2 separate regions of the Homo sapiens genome follow, and region 2 is linked to region 1. The links are chromatin contacts, found by Hi-C or POLR2A ChIA-PET in ENCODE. All regions are on one chromosome and are shown on one strand. The core of a region is the stretch at or near the end of the contact, and the rest is flanking DNA. Distances in the headings are between cores, read along the strand shown. Region 1 overlaps FAM178B (family with sequence similarity 178 member B). Region 2 overlaps ANKRD23 (ankyrin repeat domain 23).

Region 1 (5,378 bases), core at 2,322-4,821:
GCTAAGTTTTGTATTTTTTTTTAGAGACAGGGTCTCACTGTGTTGCCTAGGCTGGTCTCAAATTCCTGGCCTCAAGCTATCCTCCTGCCTGGGCCTTCCAAAGTTCTGAGATTATAGACATGAGCCACTGCATCTGGCCTCTCTTATGTTTAAACAAAGAAAGAGAAAGCAAAAGGCCATAGGTGAACGCTTTGGTTGCTATTGGTTTCTATTGTATTTAGGCATTTTATTCAGACTGATTTGAGTAACTTGGCAAAGGCCCAGGAGCTGATACGTATAAATAACTACACTTGGTGTTTATCCTTCGGCCATCACTTGGGATTCTAAAGGCATTTAGAGACCTTGCCCTCTGGGACTGCTGCCCATAAAATAAATGAGGAGGTTGAGGCGGGAAGAATCTTCCCTTGGGTGTGATAAGGAACAGAAATTCCAAGATGAAGCTGGTCAGAGCTCTGCTTAGGAAGGCCCGTGTGCTGAGCCCAGCTGCCCCCATTTCCTGTCACTGGTTTTGCGGGTTTCCCCGTTGTAGCTGATGTCCTTCCCTCGCTTCCTTCTGCTCCAGTGGGCGGCGAGGGTGGAGGCAGACACCTGCCCACTGTCATTGCTGTCATGGCTGGGGATTAGCAGCTCCCTCCTCATCTCTAGTCACAGCTGAGGACTCCGATGGGAACCTCCCTTCATGGGATCCTCAGGTCTGACAGCTGGGGGCTTCCCACTCAGCCAGGCCTGCATGGTATCTGCTGCCGATGGAGGCTCTGTCCCTCTGTCTCTCCCTCCAGGGCCCTCCAACATTCTCAGGATAACTTCGGACCTCAGCATTGGCTTGGCCGTGGACAGAGGCACCCCCTTGGACCCAGCATCCGTGTTCTTGATGTGGGGACGTGACTCTGACAACAGCCAATTCTGTCACCCAAGGCGTTTGAGCTTTCACTGCACACACCTCCCACCCCCTTTCCTTTTTCCCTTTTCCTCCAGGCTTCCCAGCCCAGGTGCTGCTGTTGGGATCCTCCTCCTTTCCCCAGAGTTAAGGCATTGTCTGTGCACAAGGCCCATTCCCTGCCCAGCAGCCAAGCTTGAGGTCACCCTGTGATAACCTGAAGGGCGTGGAAGGGCTTGTGGCTGAGCCAAGGAGAAGCAGCACTCCCGTCCCACCGAGCATGCACTCGGCCTGCAGAGGGGAGTCCTTGCCTCTAACCCTAAACACAGAATTCCTTGAAAGCCAGTCACCTCAGGGCAGAGCAGGACTATGTCCTTTCTGGCTTTCTGTTGCTCCTGGTCCCATAGACAAAATTTTCTCAGCAGCAATGAACTCAGAGGCCAATCAATCATTTCTCTGGCAGAAACTGCAAAGCCCACATAGCAGAAGGGAGATGTTGCAACTGTGGGGTCTCTCCCTTGGAGCAGCAGTTAGAAATGTGTTGATCTGAGCCAACAGGGCCTTGTACAATCAATTCTCCCACTAAGAAACTGGCGGGGTGCCCCCTCCAGCAGAATGCCAGAGCCAGCGTCTCCTCAGAGTCCCTGAAGCGCCAGCCTCCTCACCACATGGCCCTTGTCGGGGTTCTGCCAACTTGCAAGGTCCTCCAGACATTGTTTACATGGGTATTGTCTGCGTTCGGGCTGCTGTGCATGTTCTTGAACCATGCGTCTTGCTGGGGTCAGTCCCTGAAAGTCTCCATGTGACCGGGCACGTGGATAGAATGGAGCATGCCAGCAGTCCTGGGGTGCACGTGTATTTGTATGTACAAACGAAGGTCTATTTCAGGGTGGTAAACTTCACAACCACAGGAACAAAGCTGCTTTCTCCTCTGAACTTAAATGACTTAGAGAAAAAACATGCAATTTGTAAACTGCCTGGACATTCTCAGAGAGACAGCAGCTTGGCTCAGAGGATAATCTTTGTTTTGTAGCATTCTGTTCCTGGCAGATTAAAAAATGATGTCCTTTTTAAAGGAGAAGGAGGAGAAGCAGAAGGAGGAGGTTGGGCTGACTGAAAAACTTTTTATCTAGGGTGGCAACGTTAAGTACTTTCTGAAATGTTCTTTGCATGCATTTGGGCCATTAAAAAGAAGAACAAATGTGACTTACGTTTTCATTTCCTGGAATCCATGTTAATGATCTTTGGGACGTGGTCTAGAGAGAGCAAGCAAAGATGGTGGTCACAAAATGCGCAGGACGTAGGAGAATCCTACCCCAAACCCAGGCTCTCTGGGGATGACCAGGAGCTCAGGAACGGTGACAAAGTCCAGCCAACCCCCTATAAAATGACTTCTGAAGCACCTTCTACCAGAGGCCCTACAACCATATGAAACATTTCAACAACTCATTTTGCAAAGATCTGGAATCTTGTAGGTCAAGGTGATCTACCGGGTCAGTGGTCCCCAAGGCAGGGCTCATCTCCACACCAGCGCCGATTTTGAGAGCTCCTGTTAGGAGGAAGAGGCCCGAGGGGGTGGTGTGAATGGGCACACGGTCACAGCCACAGCCGCGTGGCTGGTCTGAGCACGCCCCCATCCCTGGAATCTGGGACACTTGCAGCTCACATGGTTTCTGAAGAATCCTCTATGGAACTCTTGTTTGGTATTTCCTTCCCAGAATGTCTTCATCCCGGGCCCCTTTCTGTTATTTTCCGGTCTTCTCAGGTGTCCCCTTTGTATCTGAAAAACATAAGGCAGAGCAGAAACGCCCTGTGTAACCAGATCGCGAGACGCTGGCCTCGTGGGGGTAATCGTGCCCGCCCCTTGCAGCTGGAGGAACCCGAGGCTAAGACACCCACTCCTGGCCTCACTCCTCACCTTTCCACACCCTTGGCAAATATTCCACTTTCCCCTGTGGTCAAATGGAAAGGGCAGACTGCACTGCCCCACCATGTTTTTTTGTTTGTTTGAGACGGAGTGTTGCCCTGTTGCCCAGGCTGGAGTGCAGTGGCATGATCTTGGCTCACTGCAACTTCCACCTCCCGGGTTCAAGCAATTCTCCTGCCTCAGCTTCCCGAGTAGCTGGGATTACAGGTACATGCCACCATGCCTGGCTAATTTTTGTATTTTTAGTAGAGACAGCGTTTCACCATGTTGGCCAGGCTGGTCTTGAACTCCTGACCTCGTGATCTACCCGCCTTTGCCTCCCAAAGTGCTGGGATTACAGGCGTGAGCCACTGCCTCCAGCCACCCGCCATGTGTTTTAAACACCATGAGGTGTGTTCACGCAACATTCAAGAAGAGCAGGTGATTCTGATGCTAGCCTGGGTTCTTTTCCTTCTGACAGATCATGCACTGAGGGCTTGAAAAGCACATTTGTCTCTAGCGTTACAGATATGCTTCCCAACAGCCAGTGAAGCTGGGTAGTGACAGCCTCCCGCGGTGTCACCGAGACAAGTGTGCTGGCACAGAGGCCTCCCCTAACCTCAGCCCTCTGCCTCCCAGCTCCCCGCCAGCCCAACAGCTCTCCTTCCTGCGCAGTGGCCTCCTGAACATCCTCTACCTGCACATGCCTGACTGCCCGGTATCCCTGCTCCAGTGGCTGTTCCAGGTGAGGACCGCAGGCCTGCCACTAGGTGGCGGGAGCGCTGCAGTCTGGTGGCCCGGCAGGCCCACAGGCTGAGGGGTGGGCACTTCACCTCTTCTTGCCTTAGGTGCTGCTTGGCTGGGCTCAGGCTGGGAGGAGGGAGGAGAGCTGATTGGGCATCGATCCCCACAATGGTGCTAAGAATGCCAAGGCCAGGGAGGTGCAGGGGGTTCGCCTGTGGTCTCCCAGAGCGGCGAGCGCTGGGAGCCTCTGCTTCCCCCGAAGGTGTGTGTCTCTGGGTGCTGCCTGTGCCCTCACGTGGCTTTCCTGAGGGACCTGGTGTACCCAGTGGACTTACGGTCTAACCTCTCAGTGAATCGGTCCAAGCCCCTCAACAAGTGCTTCCTATGCAACAAAGCTAATTTCTTCACCAGCGATCACAGGTCCCTCATCCCATACGCAGCGGGAGGGCCGTTCAGGGCCCACGGCAATCCTGCAGTGCCTGGTTTGGATCCCTCGTGAATTTGGAGCCGAGGGTGCTTGGGCGTTTGAGCGTGTGCTTCCTGTGTGCAGTTGTAGCTTGGCTGGGAAAACCTGGAACGGCTGCTCTGGCTGTGCTGTTTTTTCCCTCCTGGTTGCTGCTAGAGCGTTTTGCCATAGGGGAACATACATTTTGCCCAGGGCTTGACACCTTTGCACAGAGAGAGGCAGTGAGAAGCCAGCAGGGACAGGAGCCAACCGCTGTGATCTGAATGCCAGGCATAAGGATGCCGTCCTGGCCTTGGTCCCCACCCAGAATCGTCCCTGTCTGGGGACAGGTGGGTCACAAGTTCCAGCTGGTCCCATTCCTGCCAGTTGGAGCCTGGACCCCAGCTGTAAATCAGAGCCATCATGTGGGGCGGATTATTCCAGGAACTGCTTGGCCTCGGCAGGCTGGCTGCAGTCCAGAGAGAGCCCTCCAGCTCTCCCTTCGTGCTCTGGGTCCTTCACCTTGCTCCTCCTTACCCCGGAGGAGGAAGACATGCAGCTTCTGGGGCCCTGGTATGTAGCTGCTAACCTTGTCAGCCCCCAATCCCCCACCCAAGGCCCAGAAGGAGCAGTGGGTGAGTAATGGGGAACAGTGGGGCCATTATTCCCCACGCTGGCGGTGCAGCCCCTGCTCCTTGCACAGTGTGTGACGGAACACACAATCGAGCATTGGGAGGCACAAAGGACCCATCTGAGACGGCACCCACAGAGGGGCCCTGCGTCACCCTGACACTGGCGTGGAGTGCCTTCCCGGGGGCGTGTCGGTTTCTTCCAGGTTCAGAGACCCCCATCCTGGGAGGCACAGACGAGCCTTCCCCTGCCTCTTTCCCCGTCTCCATCATGCTGCGAGGGGGCTGGAGGGGAGAGGAGTGCAGGACCCAGCCCTGAGGTCAGACAGACAGACTTGGTGTGAGTTCTGGCCCTGCCACCTACTCCTGTGTCGCTACAGACAGGTTTCTTAGCATCAGCTCTGTGCCTCGGAGCCAGGCCTGATGGGCCCATGTGGAGTTAAGTGGGACATCCGTGAGCTGCCTTGTCCTTGTGCCCCCACAGAGCTCTGCTCTGGGCCTGGGTGTCCTCTGTGAGGCACGCTGTTAGTGCAGAGTTCCAGTTCACATTCTGCAGGAAGGAGAGACAAAAGCTCCCATCCCCCATGGCTGAATCCAGATCCATGAAAGGGGTGCACTGGCTTTGGGGGGCCTTCTGGGCAGTGTCCTCAGGGGACTTAGAACCTCGAGCAGTTACTGGGGACTGTGGTTGTGGGAGGCAGAAACCCATGGGGGCTCCCTTCTGCAGGTGCGAGGGTGGTTCCTGAGGTCCCAGGGTAGGGGCATGCTGGGCCCCAG
Region 2 (5,325 bases), core at 2,281-4,780, 110 kb after region 1:
AAAAGGAGCCGAGAACTGAACCCAGGCATTTAGAATTTTACCCCGGGGGGACTTCTCTGTCCCTCTGAGCTTGGAGTCAGGTGGCAGTCAGTATGATCTGGTAGGAATCTTAACAACATGGGGGAAGCTAAGGTGTCATCTGCCCTGAGGCTACCTGGGCAAATGCCCAGCAGTATAAATAGGTTGTGGCCTCATGTCCCCCCAGCTGTGTTCCTGCTGACAGGAGCAGGGTAGGCGGGGATCCGTTGTCCCCCTGGGTGTCAGCTGATGACACAGTTGCGGAGCCTGCAGCACCCACAGGGTGAGGGAGCTTGCCAGCACTCTGGACTGCAGGAGCTTTGAGGCCGGCTCCCATCCCGGGCACCAGCCTTGTGACATCTGCCCTTATAAGACAGCTCCCTGCTACTCCACAGCTCTGTTTTCTAAGGGTTCCTCCAATTTTCCCAACTCAGTACTCATATCCTGTTCCTACAGGTAAGTGGAGAAAGAGTTGAAGGGAAAGTGTTGGGATTTGGACATGGAGTTCCTGACCCTGGAGCCTGGCCTAGTGACTGGAGGAGGGGCCCCCAAGAGGCTGTGGCCCGGGAGAAGCTGAAATTGGAAGAAGAGAAGAAGAAGAAAGTGAGAGAGGGGCGGGGGCCGGGGTTGGGGGCAGTGGCTAATCCCTGAGGCCGGCTGAGCAGTGAGGCCTGGAGGGACTCTGGTGGGGCAGCCTGAGCAGCTGGTGTCTCCTGTCGGCAGGGCAGAGAGATCTCTTGACCAGCGGCTGATGGCTGGCATGGTCTTGTCTTCTGCCCCAGCTTGAAAGATTTAACAGTACCAGATTTAATCTGGATAACCTGGCTGACTTGGAAAACTTGGTTCAAAGACGGAAAAAGCGACTGAGACACAGAGTCCCCCCCAGGAAACCTGAGCCCCTGGTTAAGGTGAGTGGGAGGTCGGGGTTAGGGCAGTGCACACACCAGGGCTCCAGTTCCAGAGGAAGGGCTTGGGGCAGAGTGGGCACTGCAGGCCAGGACCACACAGCCAGTGCCTGGGGAGCCCATTAAATCCACTCCAGAGCCCCCGCGGATGTGTCCGCCAGGGCTGCCATAACAAAGTCCCACAGCCTGGACAGCCTCAACAGCAGGCATGTGTCACCTCGCTGTCCTGGGGGCTGGAAGGCTAACAGGAAGGTGTTGGCGAGGCTGGTTCCCTCTGAGGGTGGTGAGGGAGAATCCCTTCATGCCTCTCCGGCTTCTGGTGGATGCTGGTGATCTTTGGCGTTCCTTGGCTTGTAGATGTATCACCCAACTATTGCCTTCATGTTTGCTGGGCGTTCTGCCTGTGTGCATGCCTGTGTCCATGTGTCTCCCCCAACTTTTTTTTTTTTTTTTTTTTTTTTTTTGAGACGGAGTCTCGCTCTGTTGCCCAGGCTGGAGAGCAGTGGCACGATCTCGGATTACTGCAAGCTCTGCCTCCCGGGTTCATGCCATTCTCCTGCCTCAGCCTCCCGAGTAGCTGGGACCACAGGCACCCGCCACCACGCCCGGCTAATTTTTTTTTGTATTTTTAGTAGAGATGGGGTTTCACCGTGTTAGCCAGGATGGTCTCAATCTCCTGTCCTTGTGGTCTGCCCGCCTCAGCCTCCCAAAGTGCTGGGATTACAGGCATGAGCCACCGCATCCGGCCCACGTGTCCCCTTTCATAAGGACATCAGTCACATTGGATTAGAGCCCACTTTAACACAAGTCATATTGGTGAGGGGCCCACCATACGCCGGTGTGACCTCATCTTAACTAATTACATCCTCAGTGACTCTGTTTCCAAATAAGGTCACATTCTGAGGTACCTGGGGTTAGTACTTCATACGAATCTTGGGGAGATACAAGTCAATCCATAACACACACGCTCACACACACACAGTCTATTCAATCTCCTGGCGTGGGATTAGAATAAGAAACTGCATTAGTACGAGCCAGCAGTGTTCCTTGGTGGGCTGCATGGGACCCGTGGGCCAGACTGGTGAAGCTGTGACATCTTGGGCACCTGCGGCCTTCGGGAGTGATTTGGTCTTGTCTTCAACTGAACCAGCCGCAGTCCCAGGCCCAGGTGGAGCCTGTGGGCCTGGAGATGTTCCTGAAGGCAGCTGCTGAGAACCAGGAGTACCTGATTGACAAGTACTTGACAGACGGAGGGGACCCCAATGCCCATGACAAGGTAGCACAGGTTGGGTGAGTCGGCTGGCAGCAGCTGCAGCTGCAGGAGCGCTGCCTTCAGTGTGTTCAAGTCCTGGCCTAGGAGGCTGCAGGGATTTTCACTCTTATGGGCATGAATCCAGTGGCACCTGCAGACGGAGGAGAGGGAGCGGCCCATCGCGTGGTGGGGGAAGTGGCAATTCCATTCAGGGACCTGGCCCTGGGAAGGGGACCGCGTGGGGTCTCTAGGGGTGGCTGCACTCCCTCTGCCTAATCTTCCATCTCTGCCCTCAGCTCCACCGCACCGCCTTGCACTGGGCCTGTCTGAAGGGTCACAGCCAGCTGGTGAACAAGCTGCTGGTGGCAGGTGCCACAGTGGACGCGCGAGACTTGGTGAGGATGGGGAAAGGCCCAGCCTCTGGTCGACGCCCAGCTTCACATCCCAGCAGCTGAGTGCTTGGGTGCTTTTGTTTTGCAGCTGGACAGGACACCTGTGTTCTGGGCCTGCCGCGGAGGACATCTGGTCATCCTCAAACAGCTGCTTAACCAGGGAGCCCGGGTCAATGCCCGGGACAAGGTGAGGGGCACGGTGCTTTGGGGGCCTGTCGGGAACACGGGAGCAGACGCTGTTCCTGGAGAAGAGAGCACGTAGTCCCATGGGTTAGGGAGGCCTCACCAATCCAGACCCAGCACTGACCCCCACTTGCTCTCAGATCGGGAGCACCCCCCTGCACGTGGCAGTGCGCACCCGGCACCCCGACTGCCTGGAGCACCTCATCGAGTGTGGCGCCCACCTGAACGCACAGGATAAGGTAAGGCAGGCGCTTGGTCTTTTCCGGCTCGGACAGCTCCAGAGGAGCAGGGACTGAGGAGCCCCAGCCAGGACCAGAGGTGCTGTCTGCTCGGTGACAGCAGCCCTGACCTTCCTGCATGAGGAGGGCAGCACGCGGAGGCAGAAGCTTGACTGCCTGCGTTCTCAGCAGGAAGGGGACACGGCTCTGCACGAGGCCGTGCGGCACGGCAGCTACAAAGCCATGAAGCTACTGCTGCTCTATGGGGCCGAGCTGGGGGTGCGGAACGCGGTGAGTGTGGGCGCAGCCCTGGCTCCTGACCCGAGGGCGGGTGGAGCGCCTGCAAGGGACTGACCCACACCGTTGCTCCCAGGCCTCCGTGACCCCGGTGCAGCTGGCTCGAGACTGGCAGCGCGGCATCCGGGAGGCCCTGCAGGCCCACGTGGCGCATCCCCGCACCCGGTGCTGACCGCAGCACCGCCCCCCGCCGCGCCTTTCGCACTGCCACCATTCCATCCTGTGCCCCGCCCCCGCGTCTGCACCTCTGTGGTTCCTGCCCTCAGCCCTGGTTCCTCCCTCTCTGGCCTGTGCCGCCTCAGCAGCCCTGGCAGAACTGAAGAGCGGCACCGGGCCCAGCAGGCAAAGAGAGAGGCCTCCCTGGCTTCGAGTGTCAGGGGAGCCGCGTTCCCTCCCAGGGCTGGAGCAGAGGACCACAAGGCAGCAGAAAGCGCGGGTCCAGATGAGGGCCAGGAAGGGGAGGAGAGTGAGGGCCAAGAACGAGCCTTAAGGGAGCAGTCCCAAGCTGGAGCCACCCAGGGCTGGGTCTGGGAGTCCTCAGTGTCCACTTGTCCCAGGTTAGGGGGCTTGCCTTGCTCTCTCCAGGGCCAGTCTGTGTGTGTGGGGACTCAGCCCGTGGCCGGCAGATGCCATCCAGGATGTACAAGGTGCAGCCAAGGCAGGCCATGCAGGGGCCGGGCCTGTCTGCAGCTGGTGGATGCCTGTGGGCATGGCTTTCTCTGGGGACCCCATTCCTGTCAGTAGCAACCCTGGCAGTGTCCGGAGCGGCTCTAGACAACTTTGGTCATAGGAACTCTGGAGGTGGGTTCTGGTCATCTGAGGTGGCTACTCAACAGGTTTGAGGCCCCACAGCAACAGAAGTCCAGGACCCACTAGGTTGCCTCAGAAGCCCTAAGACTGATGAGCTGGAGCGCGCATTTGAGAGAAGCCTCGCACCCACTGTGTACTGGCCCCGCTCAGGCCGGCCTGGCACACCGTTGCCTGCTGGCGGCTCTCATGGGGAAGCGCCTGGGCACTGGGGATTGCTTGTGGCCCACTCAACTCTTGGGGCAGTGGCCCGTAACCCTAGTTTGCCTGAGGCCCTTATGTCCCCTTATGTTCCTGGTACTGGAGCTTGAGCTCTTGCCTGGAACGCTGCAGCTGCACCCACCCTGCTTGATCCCACCTGGGAGGCCAGGACACTGAGGAGCTCTGAACCCAGCCCACAGGGAAGCAGAGGAAGGTGAGCCCCCGCCGCCCCCCAGCCCTTCCCATCCCTTCCCTGCTCCCTGGTGGTCTAAGGACCCAAGCTCCCTAGACTTCCTCTTCCACCGTCTGTACGTTTCAAATTACACTGGTGTAGGCCTGTACTGCTGGTGGGGCTGGGCCCCTAAACGCCAGAAAGTGAATCTTAAGAAGCTCTGCCCTAAACTGAGAACCACATGCTGAGGGAAGGGCTGAAAGGTGAAGGCTCAGCCTCCCTCACATGGGTCCTGGGTTACATTAGGTACCGGGCTGATTGATAGGCATTTGGCCATGGTTCCTTTTCGTCTACCTTTGGGGGCCTTCTCAGGCCCAGAACAAGGCTGTTGTTACTATGTGGAAAAGCTGACCAGTGCTGCACACTAGGGGCACACACCTTTCCATGAGCAGCTCCTGCCCTGTGGCGACAGCCAGCGTGCACCCAGACGCTGGTGCCATGGCGAAGCAGGCGTTCAAGACCATGGAGAAGACAACTCCTCATCTAGAAAATGAGGACACCTCAGTGACAAACACACCTTTTTATACCAATCAGTATCCTCTGTTCATTAAAACTGGCTATCCATTACAGCCTAGCCGTCTTTCCTGGGCCGAGAGGAGCCCATGCTTCAGTCACCAGGGACTGTCTGATAGGGCCCACGCCTGTTAGCCATGCCGGCCGACAGCAAGATAGGCCGAGTGCAGAGTGGGCGGGATGCGGGGTCCTGGCACTAGGCTTTTGTGCTTAAGGCACCTCTGCTCACTGACGACAAGGTCAAAGAGCAGTGGTTCTCCACCTCAGCTGCTTATCAGAATCACCAGGAAGGTTTAAAAAGTCCTGA

The links. Hi-C counts contacts between places; a loop is a spot of excess contacts on that map. ChIA-PET counts read pairs that join two places held with the same protein, here RNA polymerase II (POLR2A). Pooled maps may share reads with other maps.
Region 2: a pooled map shows a loop between it and region 1 (4-fold over the local background). The contact joins two enhancer-like sites. A Hi-C loop is called at or near these places in 1 of 168 maps with a recorded cell type or tissue (tibial artery), 1 of 37 single-sample maps with no recorded cell type and 7 of 50 pooled maps. POLR2A ChIA-PET finds 5 or more read pairs at or near these places in 14 of 52 experiments (CD4-positive, alpha-beta T cell, CD4-positive, alpha-beta memory T cell, CD8-positive, alpha-beta T cell and 10 more).

The regions. Positions count from the first base shown.
Region 1 is chr2:96,949,529-96,954,906 of GRCh38, reverse strand. FAM178B (family with sequence similarity 178 member B) reads left to right here. Exons shown (of 17, transcript NM_001122646.3): 7 at 3,423-3,528. Among named protein-coding and RNA genes, the nearest start is that of FAM178B, 34 kb to the left of the region's middle. RefSeq lists enhancers at 3,604-4,243, 4,244-4,885. Within about 2 kb of position 3,571, at least 8 of the 41 ENCODE cell types and tissues checked have a DNase peak (open chromatin) inside an H3K27ac peak, as active enhancers do.
Region 2 is chr2:96,837,661-96,842,985 of GRCh38, reverse strand. It overlaps ANKRD23 (ankyrin repeat domain 23), which reads left to right. Exons shown (of 9, transcript NM_144994.8): 2 at 475-621; 3 at 801-926; 4 at 2,074-2,199; 5 at 2,472-2,570; 6 at 2,656-2,754; 7 at 2,891-2,989; 8 at 3,161-3,259; 9 at 3,342-5,074. The coding sequence ends at 3,437. Among named protein-coding and RNA genes, the nearest start is that of ANKRD23, 3.7 kb to the left of the region's middle. RefSeq lists enhancers at 913-1,518, 4,550-5,104, 5,105-5,325 and silencers at 3,111-3,210, 3,351-3,410. Within about 2 kb of position 3,530, at least 4 of the 41 ENCODE cell types and tissues checked have a DNase peak (open chromatin) inside an H3K27ac peak, as active enhancers do.